Linked DNA regions of Homo sapiens: region 2 is linked to region 1. Evidence: chromatin loops called from intact Hi-C (ENCODE). Cell type or tissue: GM12878. All regions are shown on one strand.

Evidence for each region. A loop is a pair of places that touch in the nucleus more often than their neighbours do. Peaks named below come from ENCODE experiments on the same cell type or tissue, not always from the same donor. Only the 100,000 strongest peaks of a DNase experiment are listed, where the experiment ranks them.
Region 2: a loop joins it to region 1, with 3 times the contacts of the local background. A loop is called at or near these places in 3 of 110 quality-filtered maps.

Annotation. Positions count from the first base shown.
Region 1 is chr2:168,486,952-168,494,951 of GRCh38, forward strand. The region is part of intron 1 of CERS6 (ceramide synthase 6); the gene reads left to right. Among named protein-coding and RNA genes, the nearest start is that of CERS6, 35 kb to the left of the region's middle. RefSeq lists an enhancer at 3,235-3,624. In GM12878, no CTCF peak of the experiment used is centred here; DNase peaks (open chromatin) are centred at 3,250, 3,700 and 4,204; H3K4me3 peaks cover 2,252 bases; H3K27ac peaks cover 4,098 bases.
Region 2 is chr2:168,707,716-168,715,715 of GRCh38, forward strand. It overlaps CERS6 (ceramide synthase 6), which reads left to right. Exons shown (of 10, transcript NM_203463.3): 7 at 7,286-7,414. Among named protein-coding and RNA genes, the nearest start is that of CERS6-AS1, 75 kb to the right of the region's middle. In GM12878, a CTCF peak has its summit at 4,479; DNase peaks (open chromatin) are centred at 4,244 and 4,546; H3K27ac peaks cover 1,106 bases.

The DNA.
Region 1 (8,000 bases):
CACTTAATGATTTTTTTTTCAGTGTGACTTCCAGGAATGAACTGCATCATAAAGGTGAGGGGTGCTATATTGATAAAGCACTTTTTGTCTGTCTGTTGCCTCATTTATAAAATAGAAATAATATTCCTCTTACCTGCAGCAGAATGATTTTGTTTTTGTTTTTAAATCACATCACAAAATGTATGTTAAAACACACAAGGTGAGGAAGGGTATTGATGATCCACTTGTACTGCAGGGTGCAGTTCTTTTCTATGTCTTCATTTTATTCTTTCTCCTTATTTATCTATTCCTATAGTTTTAACTATAACTGCAGTTTTCATTGAAGACTCTGATCCATGGGTCTTAGACAACTGATGAATTTCCATTGTAGAATTTTCCTTCCCTTGCTTAATCTCCTTGTCTCTCTCCTCTACTATTTTAAAGAAATGACTGGCAGAGAGGTGGAGTGCCTCCAAGGCTGCAATTTCATAGAGAGAATATTTGGGTCAAAATATTAATTGGAAGGACATCTGTCAGGTATAACCCCCAAAACATTATTTTCATCAAGGTGTAAGACTCAGTGATCCATTTAATGCTATTGCTAATCTTTATAAGTCTCATACAATTATAAGAGGCTTATCTGTATACTGTATAACCTTATGCTTACTTTAGGCTTGCTTACCCAAAATCTACATTTAGTTGCTTCTGAAAATATATTTTTTTCTTAAGCTACTTTTATGTGTTTTCCTTAGTATTCTCTAAACCACATAAGCTATTACTTTTGATTTTTTAATTTTAATTTTTATTAAGAGACAGGATCTCATTCTGTCACCTAGGCTGGAGCACAATCATAGCTCAGCCAATCATCCTGCCTTAAACTCCTGGGTTCAACCAGTCCTCCTGCCTCAGCCTCCAGGTAGCTGGGCGACGTGTGTGCCATGACATCCAGTTAATTTTTAAATTTTTTTTTGTAGAGACAGGGTGTTGCCATGTTGCCCAGGTTGGTCTTGAACTCCTGGCCTCAAGTGATCTTCCCACCTTGGCCTCCCAAAGTACTGGGATTACAGGCATTAACCACTGCCCTGGCCCAGTTGTAACTGTTAGTGAGGATGCCATGCCATTCCTAAAGCTTATACAATCCTGTGTATATAGGAATTTAGCACCTTTGTCAAACATGCAGTGTTTTAGATCTATTTGCTATATTTTGCTTTTGTTTTTAAAATAACTGTTGCATTATATTGTCTTAGATGGTAAGTTCATAAAGTGAAGGGATATGTTGATATATTTTATAAATTGTTGATGAACACAGCTTAATACTCTGGTAATGTTTTTCTGAGTAAAGAAGGAATAGCCACTATGTATAAATATGTTAGCATAGAGGAATGAAAAATTGGGAAAAACAAGAATAGGATTTTGGATGAAATTAATATAGCCAATCTATATATTAATGTATTAATAGATTTATTTTGATTATTATATGACGTAGTTTCTTCATCCTTTACTTTTAATCTGTGTAGGACTTGTATTTAAAATGGGTTTCTTGTAGGCAGCATATAGTTGGTTCTTGTAATTTTGAAAAATCTTTTTTCATGGGTGTGTTTAGATCATTTTTGTTTAATATAGTTAGTGACATGATTGGATTTAGACACACCATTTTGTTATTTGTTTTCCGTGTATTCCCTCAGTTATTTGTTTCTTCCCCCTTTTTCTGTCTTTTGGGTTATTTGAATCTTTTTAGCATTCCCTCTTAATATTCCATATTAGCTATTTTGCTATCTTTAAAAAAATTTTTTTTTGGTGAATGCTCTGGGAGTTATAATATAATACACCAAAACTTTCACACTCTACTCAAGAGTTAATGTTATATTCTTTAAGTAAAATGTAGACTCTTTATGATAGAGTTTCCTTTATCCTTCCCCACTTACCTGTAGGTTATAATCATGATGTATATTACATCTACATACATTGAAACCCCACCAGTGTTACACATTTTGCTTTCAGCAATCATATAAATTTTAAAGAACTTAAGGGAAAGTAGTCTTCTATATTTACCGAGATATTTATTATTTCTGTTTTTTGTGAAGATTCCAATTTCTTTCTGAGGTTATTTCCCTTAAGCCTGAAGCACGCTCCTTAGCTTTTTGTAGAGCAAGTCTGCTGAAAATGAATACTTTTAATTTTCCTCCATCTAAAAATACCATTATTTAGCTTTCTTTCCTGAAGGATGTTATTGATGGATATGGAATTTTAGGTTGGTGGATTTTTTTCCTTCAGCATTTTAAAGATGTTTTTCTATTGATTTCTTGCCTGCTTGGTTTATGATGTGAAGTTTTCAGTAATTCAAACCATTCTTCCTCTGTAATAATGTGTAACTTTAGCCATTGTGAATACTTTATTTTTGCTTTTAAGCAGTTGACTAAGTGTGACTATTTTTGAGCTTATTCTGTTTGGGGTTTGTGAACTTCTTGCATTTGTAAATTTGTGTCTTTTAATGAGTGGGAAGTTTTGGGCTATTATTTCTTCAAATAGTTTCTCCACCAATTTTTTTTTTTTTTTTTCTGGAAAACCAGTGACATGAATGCTAGAACTTTGTGATATTTTCCTGCAGGTCTTTGAGGCTCAGCTCATTTGTCTCAACAAATTTTTTTTTCTTTGTTCCTCATATTGGATCATTTCACTGACTCTTCAAGTTCACTTACTCTTTCTTCGGTTATATATATATTTTGACTTGAGCTATCCCATGAATTTATTTCAGATATTATATTTTTATTTCCACAATATGCACTTGTTTTTCTAGTTTTAATTTTTCTGTTGAGAACTTCTGTCTTTCCATTCATTCCATATCACCATGGAGGATATTTATAATATTTGTCCTTTGGGTTTCTCAGAGTTGGAATCTGATTGCTTTTTTCCCTAAGAACTGATCATATTTTCCTAGTTCTTCGTATGTGGAATGATGTTGGATTGTATCCTGGACATTGTGTATGTTATGTGGTATAGATTCTGGGTCCTGTTCTAATCTTCTAAATAATGTTGATCTTTTAAAATTTCTTTTAGCAGGCAATAAACCCAGCTAGATTCAGGTTATATTTCTGTCTCACCTTCTTGTGGCAAGTGGTACTAATCTCAGTTCAGGTTTCAAAGCCTTTGTGATGCAACTCTGGGTCTGTCCCGTGTGTGCCTCTCAGGGGCAGTGGTTTCTAGACTTAGTTCAGTTCTTATAGCTGTTGCTATACTGTTCTAGATCTGTGTCATGCATGCACAGCTTAGGGTGAAGCCAGGAATTGTGCTGATTCATGTTCAGAATTAGGGGATTCGCTTCTCCATTTTCTTTCTCTCCGTGATTCCCCCATCCTCTTTGGCCTGTGAGGGCTCCTTTTCCAGGTTCCTGTGGTCATAAAGACTGGGTTTCCTGGAGTATGAGTGGCTCAGGCTGCTGTCCTGCTGCTCTGCTGTATAGTGGGGCTCTGTGACTGGGTCCTGCTCCAGGACATAGCTGCCAGAATAAAAGAAAAAACAAAACCAAACAAAACAAAACTGGAAACTCATCTCCTTGTAGATCATTTCTTTACATTTGACTCCTCCAGAATTCACCTTGTTAACATTTCAGTCCTCAGTTGTTGCTCTTTGTATTATTTTGGTAGCTGTTGAGTATCGAGCACATGCTTCTGCTAAGTTTACAGGATATGACTTTTCTCACTCAGGTCACAACCCATACTTCCCTTTGTTGCTCATCTCTGTCCCAGGCACTCAGCTCTTTTTGTGGCCAGAGCTTTTAGTTTTAAAAAGCGAGAGAGAGAGAGAGGCTCTACTGGGCTTACTATCAGAGAGGAACTGGGGCTCCCTGCTTTTCTTTTGTTTCTGCTTTACAAAGTACGTCTATACCTCAAAGGAGAGAATATATGATGATAGTGTGTATAATGTCAACAGACCTTCCCCGCAGAGTTTGCAAAGAAGATCCATATTTTGCTACCAAGTGACACTTTGACATCGGGCTAACTTAAAACAGCAATTTTCTTCTTTTCACTGTTTTGTGAGATGTACTTTGTATTCATACTTTGGGGAGGCAGGTAACATTTTCTGAGGGGAAAAACGAAAGTCCCAAAAGAACTGGGAAGCCTAGAAGCAAGGAGTGCCAAAGAGGTGAGGGAAGAGCCTCATTGTCTGCAGGCAGTTGACAGTCACGCTGAGGATGGAGTCTGTGACCTGGCTCCAGCAAACTGCCATTGTCAGCTTCTCTTTCCAAATGACTGTTTGAAAGAAAACAGGGTTACCACATCTGCAAAAGAAGAATATGAGGAAGGAAAGAGGATTAGGTTAAAAATACTTAAAACTAAGGAGTGCTTCTTCCTTTGTTCATATAGGGCTTTGCGCCCATGTTTGGCTGTTTTTCATTAAAAGCAGTCTTAGTTTTTACTTTGAACTTAATCATTTCCAAGTGACAGTCTTGGCTTCTTTATATTTGACTTTATATTTAGGAGTCAGCAAAACAACTGTAATCCTGCCACTTATCATATTAGTATATTTTCTGTGCTATTTGTTCTTTTCTAATCTTTGTTTTTTTTTCAATAATGAAAGTGATAAATGCTTATTGTAAATACTTTAAACAATAGGAAAGTAGACACAGTAAGAAAGTAGAAACTGACTCCTTAGGGTTAACTATGGAACTATGGTTAATAGTGTTCAAGTTTTCTAGCTTCTCTTTTTTTTAAAAATTATACTTTAAGCTCTGGGATACATGTGCAGAACGTGTAGGTTTGTTACATAGGTATACACGTGCCATGGTGGTTTGCTGCACCCATCAACTCATTAGGTATTTCTCCTAATGCTATCGCCTCCCCTAGCCCCTCACCCCCCAACAGGCCCAGTGTGTGTTTCCCTCCCTGTGTCCATGTGTTCTCATTGTTCAGCTGCCACTTACGAGTGAGAACATGTGGTGTTTGGTTTTCTGTTCCTGTGTTAGTTTGCTGACAATAATGGTTTCCAGCTTCATCCATGTCCCTACAAAGGACATGAACTTATCCTTTTTTATGGCTGCATAGTATTCCATGGTGTATATGTGCCACATTTTCTTTATCCAGTCTATCATTGATGGGCATTTGGGTTGGTTCCAAGTCTTTGCTATTGTGAACAGTGCCGCAGTAAACATACGTGTGCATGTGTCTTGACAGTAGAATGATTTATAATCCTTTGGGTATATACCCAGTAATGGGATTGCTGGGTCAAATGGTATTTCTAGTTCTAGATCCTTGAGGAATTGCCACACTGTCTTCCACAATGGCTGAACTAATTTACATTCCCACCAACAGCGTAAAAGCATTCCTATTCGTCCACATCCTCTCCAGCATCTGTCGTTTCCTGACTTTTTAATGATCACCATTCTAACTGGTGTGAGATGGTATCTCATTGTGGTTTTGATTTGCATTTCTCTAATGACTAGTGATGATGAGCTCTTTTTCATGTTTGTTGGCCACATAAATGTCTTCTTTTGAGAAGTGTCTGTTCATATCCTTTGCCCACTTTTTGATGGGGTTGTTTTTTTCTTGTAAATTTGTGTAAGTTTTTTGTAGATTCTGGATATTAGCCCTTTGTCAGCTGGATAGATTGCAAAAATTTTCTCCCATTCTGTAGGTTGCCTGTTTACTCTGATGATAGTTTATTTTGCAGTGCAGAAGCTCTTCAGTTTAATTAGATCCCATTTGTCGATTTTGGCTTTTGTTGCCATTGCTTTTGGTGTTTTAGTCATGAAGTCTTTGGCCATGCCTATGTCCTGAATGGTATTGCTTAGGCTTTCTTCTAAGATTTTTATGATTTTAGGTCTTACGTTTAAGTTTTCTAGTTTCTTTTATTGGGAGAGGAATATGTAGTTAAAATTATTTTGTATTAAAAAGTTTGTCCTGTCACAGTAACTTTATAGCTTAAGCATTTTCACCATTTTTATACATAATGACTCTAAATGTAATTTTGTTTTAATTTTTAAATTATGTATAGGAAACAATTGAGTGGTATACAATGAGTGTTAAAATTTCCTCTTAATCTTCTTCTTTTTACTTCTCAATGGGATCCATTAGTACTATTACTTGTTTTTAGAATGTATACTTCTGTCATTCTTTGCTCTTTCTCTGAATATGTGAAGATTATTAGAATATAAATTTTTCTCCATTTGTTACAAACTCCTTGCAAACATAATTTTTTATGCTAAATTTCTGTTCTTTTGAAACTGGATGTTTTGGTTGCATTCCATTTTCCTTATTGTACTTTTAAAATGAAAAAAAATTTTTTTTCTTTCAGATCAGCCCCAGTAGCTTCTCAGATCCACCTTATCTGAAACATCTGATCTCTCCTAGCCACTTAAATAAAGTAACTTGTGAAAACACCTAACAGGCTCTTGGAATGAAGTCATGAGATGTATGTTTATTCTTCTGCCTCCTGTCTACTCACTCTTTTAACTCCTCAGCTACCAAGGTAGGGCAGATCAACTAACTAGCCCAGGGTTGAAGAGCTAATAAACACGGAAGCTGAGGCAGTCTGAGTCCAGAGTTCAGGCTCTTAACCACTGCGCTCTATAAAAGGCACAGAGCTAAGCACTGGGAATCTACCAGGGAGCAAGACAGACCCCATCTCTGTCCTCTCTGGATCTTACCTGCTAGCCAGGAAGGACTGGTAAAGAGCAGACCATATTAACAATGTAATATGGCCTTCAGATCAACCATGATAGGAATCAATTTTAGCTGAACACCAATAACCCACATGTGTATTACAGTCTTATTGTGGGTGAGTACTTGGTATTAGGTGGTTATTGTCAAAGTGATAAGACCAGGTTCCTGCATTTGGTGAGACACCCACATAAATACAAATACCTAAACCTTTCATAATGTAACATACAGATTAATGTAATATATTAATATAATATACATTAATATATCAATATATTATATATAACATATAATGCAAAAAGATGACAATGATGACAGGTGGAAGCGATCTAGGAGAAAGTTTTTTCTAACAGCCAGACTGGTGTCAAGACTGCACAGACTAAGGATGAATTCTGCCTCTGTCTTTCACCTCTTCTTGCTAAGCCAGAAGAGCCTCCTTTCTACAATGGAATATTATTCGTTATTTTCCAGTGTTGTAGGAGGAATCGTCGAGGGCTCAGGGAATGTTTCTCTTGTCCTTCACCCTTGTGTTTGTGCAGCTGCCCCATCACTTTTCCACTGTGGCATTTTGGCAATTGTAATTACATTGTTAATATGGTCTGCTCTTTACCAGTCCTTCCTGGCTAGCAGGTAAGATCCAGAGAGGACAGAGATGGGGTCTGTCTTGCTCCCTGGTAGATTCCCAGTGCTTAGCTCTGTGCCTTTTATAGAGTGCAGTGGTTAAGAGCCCGAACTCTGGACTCAGACTGCCTCAGCTTCCGTGTTTATTAGCTCTTCGACTTTGGGCTAGTTAGTTAACCTTTCTGTGCTTCAGTTTCATCATCTGTGAAATGAGGATAAAAATGGTGTGTATCTCTTTGGGTTATGATGAGGATCAAATAAATTAGTATTTAAATTAAAACATATATCTAACACTGTAAATGCTTGTTAAATAAATAACAGTTTCTCAATATCTTCAAAGGAAAAAATAAATGGGTCTTTGTCAGCCCTTTCCAGTGAGCTGAGTGTGTCCTGCTGGCCCCCTATCGACTTCACTAGGGATGACACCATGTTCAAGAGACCGAAGAAGAGACCCAGAGCCAGCGAACGAGTCATAGAGTTGATTGAGGGGACTTATATACAGGGTGTTCCAGTGGTGGCAGGCTGGACAGGAGAACCACTACCCTTTGTTAAAAGCATGGAATATCGATAGCTTTTTCACTTAGCATTCTCCCCCTAGTGACCTCCACCTGGCAATCTTCATTTAACCCAACACAAAGGGCTTTGATTCCCTGTATGGCTTGCATTCTGTGGGGTGGGCCAGGGGTTCAGATGTTCCTTATAGATAAGGAATGAATCTCTGGGTTGGCTACTCCTGGATTCCTT
Region 2 (8,000 bases), 220 kb after region 1:
CCTCAAATTGCCTACTGGGGAGAGACCCAGAATCAACTGATTTCTGTAAATCACCCCAAATATACTTTTATTATTTAGCCATTGTCTTAAGACCCTACACAATTTTTTAGTCCTTTATTTCTTTGTTTTGTTTTTTAACCAAATTATTAAAGCTTTAGAAGTTGTACTGCTATTTATTCTAGAAACCACCATAAGACAGGACAAAGCAGCAAATTATTCTGATGTGAATTTCTGGTACTACATTTCATTTTTGCCTTAAGGACGTATTTTGTGATTTATTTGCACACATTAGTTTTAATATTAAGATTGTTAGTATACCATTTGGGGGTTTTGGTTTTCTTTGTTTAAGAGGTTTTATATATATTCATCCTGATCATCAGGACTTTACCCATCTCCAAAGGCTGAGAAGCTATTATATTTTTATATTCCCTTAATGGAAAAGCTGCTTATGATTATTCTTGGTGTATGTAAATTTTGTCTGAAATCCTCACCATCTCCATCTGTTTATTCATTCTAAAATGGAGATGGAGACTGAGTAGCTACTCTCTTTTGCATGTTGCCAAGTTACATGCTTAAAGTCCACTTCTACCGCCAGCATTCTGAGTTTTATGCCAAGGCAGAAAAATCACAAGAGAGAAAGGAAAACTGTTTGTTATTGATCCCTAAAAAGAAAAGCATGTTACTCTGTAAGAAGTCATATACATTTGTATGTGCCTTGAAATTTCAAATAAGAGTACTGTTTTTTGTTTGTTTGTTTTTTAATGAGGGGTTTCTATTATTACTGCAGTTGCCATAAAATGAAATCAGCTTTAAGCTATGCTGCTCTTCTTCTGTTTCCTAGACAGTCTGAAAATCAGTTCATTGAATAAACCTGGTGCTATTACCTGACTTCTATTCATATTAGTTAGATTACAGACTTATTAATTTTATTAAATTCAGGAAAGCTAATATGCGTCATTTGCATCGAAGGGAGAAGAGCCTTTTTTCTTGCACTTCAGAAGTATTTCATATTCCTCATGTCTGTGCACATCTAAATCAGGCTTTAATTAAAATCTTGCTCTTCTAAATTCCCTTTATAAAGAGGTTCACTAATGTTTTTCTTAATCAGTTGCAAAAATTATTCCCAGAAGACACTGCATAAAATTAATGTATTATCCAGCCAATGAGAATTTGGGGAACAGTTCCTGTTTATGTATGTGTATGTATTATTTTTAATGAAAAATGGGTGAATTTTGTTTTTGTAAAGGCATGTACATCAAGATGAATTTGTAGTGCCTCCTGAAAACAATATTATTTCAGAGATTCTCTACAGCTTGATCATTGTGAAGGGAGTTCCATTATATAGACGTTCAGATCTGTGTCTCAATGAGAGGTAGATCCCTCTGGATGTTTGGTGCTAATATTTTATTGTACATAAAATTCCCCTAGAGAACCGAATTAACGATGCTGATTTTCATTCTAACAGTTGGGGATGGAGCCCAGGTAGCTGGAATTTTACCTGTACCCAGGAATTTCTGATGTGAAAGCTACACAGAACAGACTAAGAAACTTTTCTAGGTTCCCTAAATGCTATTTGAAAATGTAATAAGGAAAAAACAGCGTTAACTTACCAGCTTTTAATACTAAAATAGATGGCTCTTCCTTGAATTCTTTTATTTGAGACTTCTAATGAAGTTTGAGTGAAGACCATGTTTGATTTTTCCCCCTTGTCTCTGATAATTAACATAGGCAAAGCTACTGAAATAAAGGTCAACATTAGGGTAAATATCAAGCAGGGAACATAGAAGGAGCCCTTGATAATGGCTGTGAGTATGTCCAGAAACAATATGGTAGAATAGCAGGAGGTTGAGGACACAAGTAAAGCACGTGTCCACGCCAGTCTGTTATGAATAAAGGCTTTGGCATCAGTCTTCAGTCTGAAGACCAATAAGAAATCACAGTCTCTCTCTTTAATTGCAGTTATAGAAAATGCAGGAAAACATTTCAACCTAAAATGCTAATGTTCTTTCAGCCATGACTGTGTCTATGTGTGCACTAATCACTTTCAGCAGTTGCAAATATAAGGATGGAAGTTTTCCACCCTGCATTGATAAAATCCAAATTGGCAATTTGTTTAAAAATGGTTATTTGGACCAGATTCAGTGCCTACTCAAAGAAATGTGTTGGGTAAGGAGGATGTTAGTAACACATAAAATAATTATTACATGGCCTTTATTAAAGGTATTTTATTATGTATAATGCGTTCTGAAGCAGAAATGTAAAAGGTGACATCCATTATTCATTCTTTTTTCATATTCATACAGATAGGACTATAATGAAAATTGGTCTTCTGCCACGGGCATAACTGTGAGTCCTTCAGTAATAAAACAAATGTTTTGTAGGACCAGGTGATTTATATGCAAAAAACATCTTTACAAAGCAAATTTTGTCTAAAAAACAAGGCTCTTGTTTTTAAAGGAGCCGTGCTGTATTGGCAAGGCCATTGGGTTGTTTACTGATGTTATATCAGATACATCTCAGGAAACTTAATTATAAAATGGTACTAATCCTCCATAAGTGTTTTAATCAATTTATATTTATTCATTTTAAAATTAAATAGAGAAAAACCCTTGTTCTCTTTCAGTGAGCCAAGAGCAATCATTCAGAGCTGAACAATAGAAAATGTGGAAAATATTGTTCTTTTTAGGTATTCAGCTGGTTAAACTTTGAAATCTGTGTATTAAGCATAGCAAATATAAACTCAGTGAATTTCTGAATTAAGCAGTGTGTGTTTTCATTTGATTATGGTTAGGAAACAGTTTAAAATATTAGTTGAAAGGTAAGCTCTACGTTAATGGATCCATTGTTTTGAAGTAGTTATTATCTGGTAGAACACTATACTCCACATGATGGAATCTAATAACAGCTTGGAGAGAACAGATTTTATCTTTCAGTGGAAAATGTTATCAGTGCAATTTTTATTGTATGTCTAAGGCATTTTGGTATTGTCTAACTTTAATGACTTAAGAAAACCTTAGGTACTAACTGCAAAGACATCAGAATTTCAGAAGTAGGTAAAACTGGTAAGTTGCACCTGTACATAATCACTTATTAAACTCAGAGTATGGTCATCATTTCTCTTCTGCCAGTGAGCTGAGAACTAGATGTAAATGTGAGTCTAGAGGAAGGAATATAGTGGTAGGTTCTTAGGCCACTGCATTCTCAATGCTCAGTTCTGCCATGGGCAGTTAGAATTAACTGTTGGAAGACGCATGTTTCCCCTGACAGTGGAATCTACCATCAATGTGTCATGCTGTTTGGAGACTAGGTTAATTGAAAATAAGAGAAATCGTTGCACTTCATTTCTTAAATTATCTGACCTCATTTAGGAAACTAATATACTGTTTATCCTAGCAGTAAATCAATATGTATGGTTGTCCATAAATGTTAGGCACTTTCCAGGGTAGAAAATAACCTCTGGACATGTTCACTAAGCTGTAGACAGAATCACTTAAGCAATTAAAGTTGTTGAAGTTGACTTTTGAAACCCCAACCTGTAGTGACATCACCAGCTACTCAGCTGCTAAATAAAGAGGGTGCATGTGTGGGCTCTCCCACACTCGCTCCCCGCCACATATACACAAATATGAAATTAGTAAAGACTTAAAGTATTACTTAATCACTGTGGCTATGAAGCCTAGAATTATAGAACTGACAGGATAAAAATAACCTGATCCAGTCTCTTAATTGTATAGATAGCCAGACTCAGTGGCTCAAGCCTGTAATCCTAGCACTTTGGGAAGCTGAGGCAGGTGCATCACTTGAGGTCAGGTGTTCGAGACCAGTCTGGCCAACATGGTGAAACCCCGTCTCAACCGAAAATACAAAAATTAGCTGGGCGTGGTGGCTCACACCTGTAATCCCAGCTACTTGGGTGGCTGAGGCACAAGAATGGCTTGAACCCAGGAGACGGAGGTTGCAGTGAGCTGAGATCCCACCATTGTACTCCAGCCTGAGTGACAGAGCGAGACTGTCTCAAAAAAAAAAAAAAAAAAGTATAGTTAGGAAATTACCCCTACCAAAAATGACAAAATTAATAAGAGTTGGATTACAAATTGGCTGTTATGAAATAGATGTTCCATAATTGTTCAAGACACCTATATTTTTCAGTAGTCTGGTCCTGTCGATAAGACCCTGGTTTTAACATTCTTGCACTTATGTTTAAAATAGAAATTGCCTTAACCACAGACAAACCAAACAAAAAAATAATAACTGAATTGGAGAATAGAAATTAGAGACAGAGGCCTCTCTGAGTTGTGGAAAGGTGGATAGGTAAGTGAGGGTCCAGGATAGGTAAGTGGGGGTCCAGAAGAAAGTGGCTGTCACCCAGTGAATCAGGAACCAGGGCAGGAGCCATGAGAGCTAAAGGGTTACAGAGGAAAAGTACAAGGCAGTTCAGAAAAAGAGACACCACTAGGGGCCTCCTCCTTCCCCTTGGGTAGAAGATTAAGTCGAATTCACAAGGAACTGAGAAGTCTACCTAATCTGGTTTCTGTTGCCTTTGTAAACCAGATGTTCAGCTTGGCTGAACATCCACCAACCTTAGCACTGTCACCCACACTGATTCTCAGAACAAACAGGAATAGTCCCAAGGGAATGTTGTAGGATGGAGTTTATGAAGACATCTGTAAGAATAAAAACCTAGCCCTGTTTCATTTTCATGACTACAAGTAGTATTAGAGAGTACTTATAAGTGCTTTGTACCTTTTCCAGTATGATAGATAAAATTAAGTCCTTACAACCCCAGAAATAATTTTATTCTTGACCCTTAACCTCCCAATTTATATCTGAATACAAATGCTACGTAGAACAGTTACATATCAGGGATTAAATAGTAGCGTGATTACTTTTTATTCAACAAAGTTAAAATATCTTTTTAAATAGTGGTAATAGATAAGAAGAAGCTACTAATTTTTACAATCTGTAATGTTGCTGCTCTGGCTTCTACACGTCTCTGCTTCTTACTTGACTCCAGCCACACTCACCTCCTCACTATTCCTTGAACACATCAGGATAGAAAGAGTGTGACGGGTAATGCCTTTGCCTTGGTTGTTTTCTCTGGCTTGAATATTTTCTCCCCATCTCTCTGTAAGACTAGCTTCCTCATCATCTTTAAGTCACCTTCTTAGAGAAGCCTGCCCTGGTCTAGCCCCTCTGTGTACTATTATAGTCTATCTCCCCCAGCAACCAGGACTCCTCACCCTTCTCATGATTGCTTCTTTTTCCCCCATAGCACATTTTTACCTTCTACTATAAGAGATCATTTACTTATATTTTTTGTCTGTTCTCCCCTACTAGATTATACAGGTTCCACAAGGGCAAAAGTAGTTGTCTAGTTTGCTTACTTATTCATCCTCAAAGCCTAGAACTGTCTAGAGCATAGTAAATGCTCAATCACTATTTTTAATGAATAAATGACCATATGAATATTGACTTTTCAAGATAAAAATTTAGGTTTACTCCCCTAGATTTAACCTACATGTTGTGCTTTTTCATAATCACGATGTGCTCATACGTCAGTTTTCGGATATGCTTTTCATTTTCTTGCTGTCTCCCCTAGAGAGAGAGAGATTCAAATAAATCTACCCTAGATGAAGAGTCTATGGGGAATAGACCTCTTCCTCCAGAGGCTTCAAATAGAGCAACATTAGGGTCAGTCTTGGCATTTAAGTCTCAAAGAAATTCAGACTTACTCTGAGAGAGATATATAGATTAGATAAAAGTATGAGTAAAAGAGACACTATATTTCTAAGCAACAGAAATTCCATATCACAACAAACCATGTCCAGATGGTCAGGAGATAATATCAGAAAAAAACAATCTTCACTGAGGCCAAGATGAGGTTCCCTTGAAGCCGACCAAAATAAGGATGGTCAATTTACTGTTATTTCTGCAAAATATATTTTTTTCTAATGTCTATGGACAGATAATGATTAAAATTCAGGGCTTCAATCCCCACCAGTATGCAGTATACCTAAGTAACAAGCATGCATATGTACCCCCCTGAATCTAACATAAAACAATTTTTAAAAATTCAGAGCTTGTTTGTGTAGGTCCTATCAGAAGAGCCAACATGGTAGGATTCTTATTTGAGTATCCCAACAGGCGTATTCTGGGAGAAGGATGCTAACACCGAGATGCACATTCCAAGAAATCTGAGATAACAGAAAACAATCACCCCCGTCTTAATCCATTTGGGCTGCTGTGGCAAAATACTGTAGATTTGGAGTCCTGTAAACAACAGAAATTGATTTCTTATAGTTCCAGAGGCTGGGAAGTCCAAGATCAAGGCTCTGGCAGATTTGGTATCTGATGAGGGCCCATTTCCTGATTCATAGATGGTGCTTCTAGCTGTGTCTTCGTATGGTGGAAGGGGCAAAGCAGTTCTCTGGGGTCCCTTTTACAAGGGCACTAACCCTATTCATGAGGGTTCTGGCCTCATGCCCTAATTACCTCCCAAATACCCCACCTCCTAATATTATCGCCTTGAGCATTAAGATTTTAACATGAATTTGGTGGGCACACAAATATTTAGACCATAGCACCACCTTAAACCTTGCTATGTGGCTTATCAACCCTTCTGTAGGCAGTGGACTGCCCAGGCTGGGAGCCATACGATGCCCTTTTCCTCTGACCTTAACCTACTGTCCCTTCATAGATGCCACACTCTGGTCAAAGACACAGCCAATACCTGCCGAAGCCCCAATCATTAGTAGTCAGAGAAGTGGTCCAGTTAAACCTGTACAGTTGCCCCAAAGATCTTCCTAAAGTTCAAATGCAAGTAGTGCCCTTCTTTTCTTGAAATTATGTAGTGATTTCTCCCTTAGCTTCAAATTATTTGGCTTGGTACAAAGCACTCTTTGTGATATGGTCTTTGTCCTGGCATTGATCGCATTCTTGGTAGTCACTGATGTCCTCCTATCTCCTGTGACCCTAAAGAAGTGCTTTGCCCTTTTTGCCATATGATGACACAGCTAGAAGTCACCATCTATGAACAAGGAAGTGGGCCCTCTCCAGATACCAAATCTGCCAGAGCCTTGATCTTGGGCTTCCACTGATCTCCTATGTGTCTCTCCCAACACGTGATGGACTCCTGGAGGATAAGAATTATACGTTATTCATACCTTATTCATCCTCAGTGCTAGGTTTGTGGAGGTTCTCAGTAAATACTGGTTCAGTGGCTGAATGGCTAAATGGAAATGTGATGTTGCTAAACTCTAATATGGATGTTTCTTCTTTCCTCAAGGACTTTGGCATTATGTTCCTGCACCACCTTGTATCTATTTTCTTGATTACCTTTTCATATGTCAACAATATGGCCCGAGTAGGAACGCTGGTCCTTTGTCTTCATGATTCAGCTGATGCTCTTCTGGAGGTAAAAGTTTTCTTTCATCTTTAAGAATACAAAATCCAAAATTTAGGAAGTCCCCAATCTCATTAGCTCTTCAGTGTTATGCTAGATGGTGCTTGGGTACAATAGTAAATAACTACATTGAAACTGCAGAGTGTTTCTTTGTAGGTTAAGCTGGTGAAAATGAGATTCTAAATTAGTATGTAAACTTTTATACAAAAAAAAAGTTGTTAATAAAATGCTGAAAACCTTTACTGTTCTATACTTAAGAAATGAATGATTTTACAAAGGAAAATCATTATTTGATTAGGTTTTGTTTTGTGTGTTGTAACTTTTACCCTGATTTATTGGGAAATTTTGTAAAACGCAGTTTAGTTACTAATGGAAACTATACATCCCAGTAAAATTAAGTAGGGGTCATTGTTTTTATTGCCAATACACATTTACCTAAGGTTTTTACAGTGGAAAGGGCATATGAATTGCAAATTTTATGTAGAAACTATGTTTTCTATATATGTAAGTATAAGGAATATCTGTGGAAATATTGGTTACATATGAATTGGTTACTATTATTTAGAATTCTTAAAGTGGTAAAATAAATAAATATGTT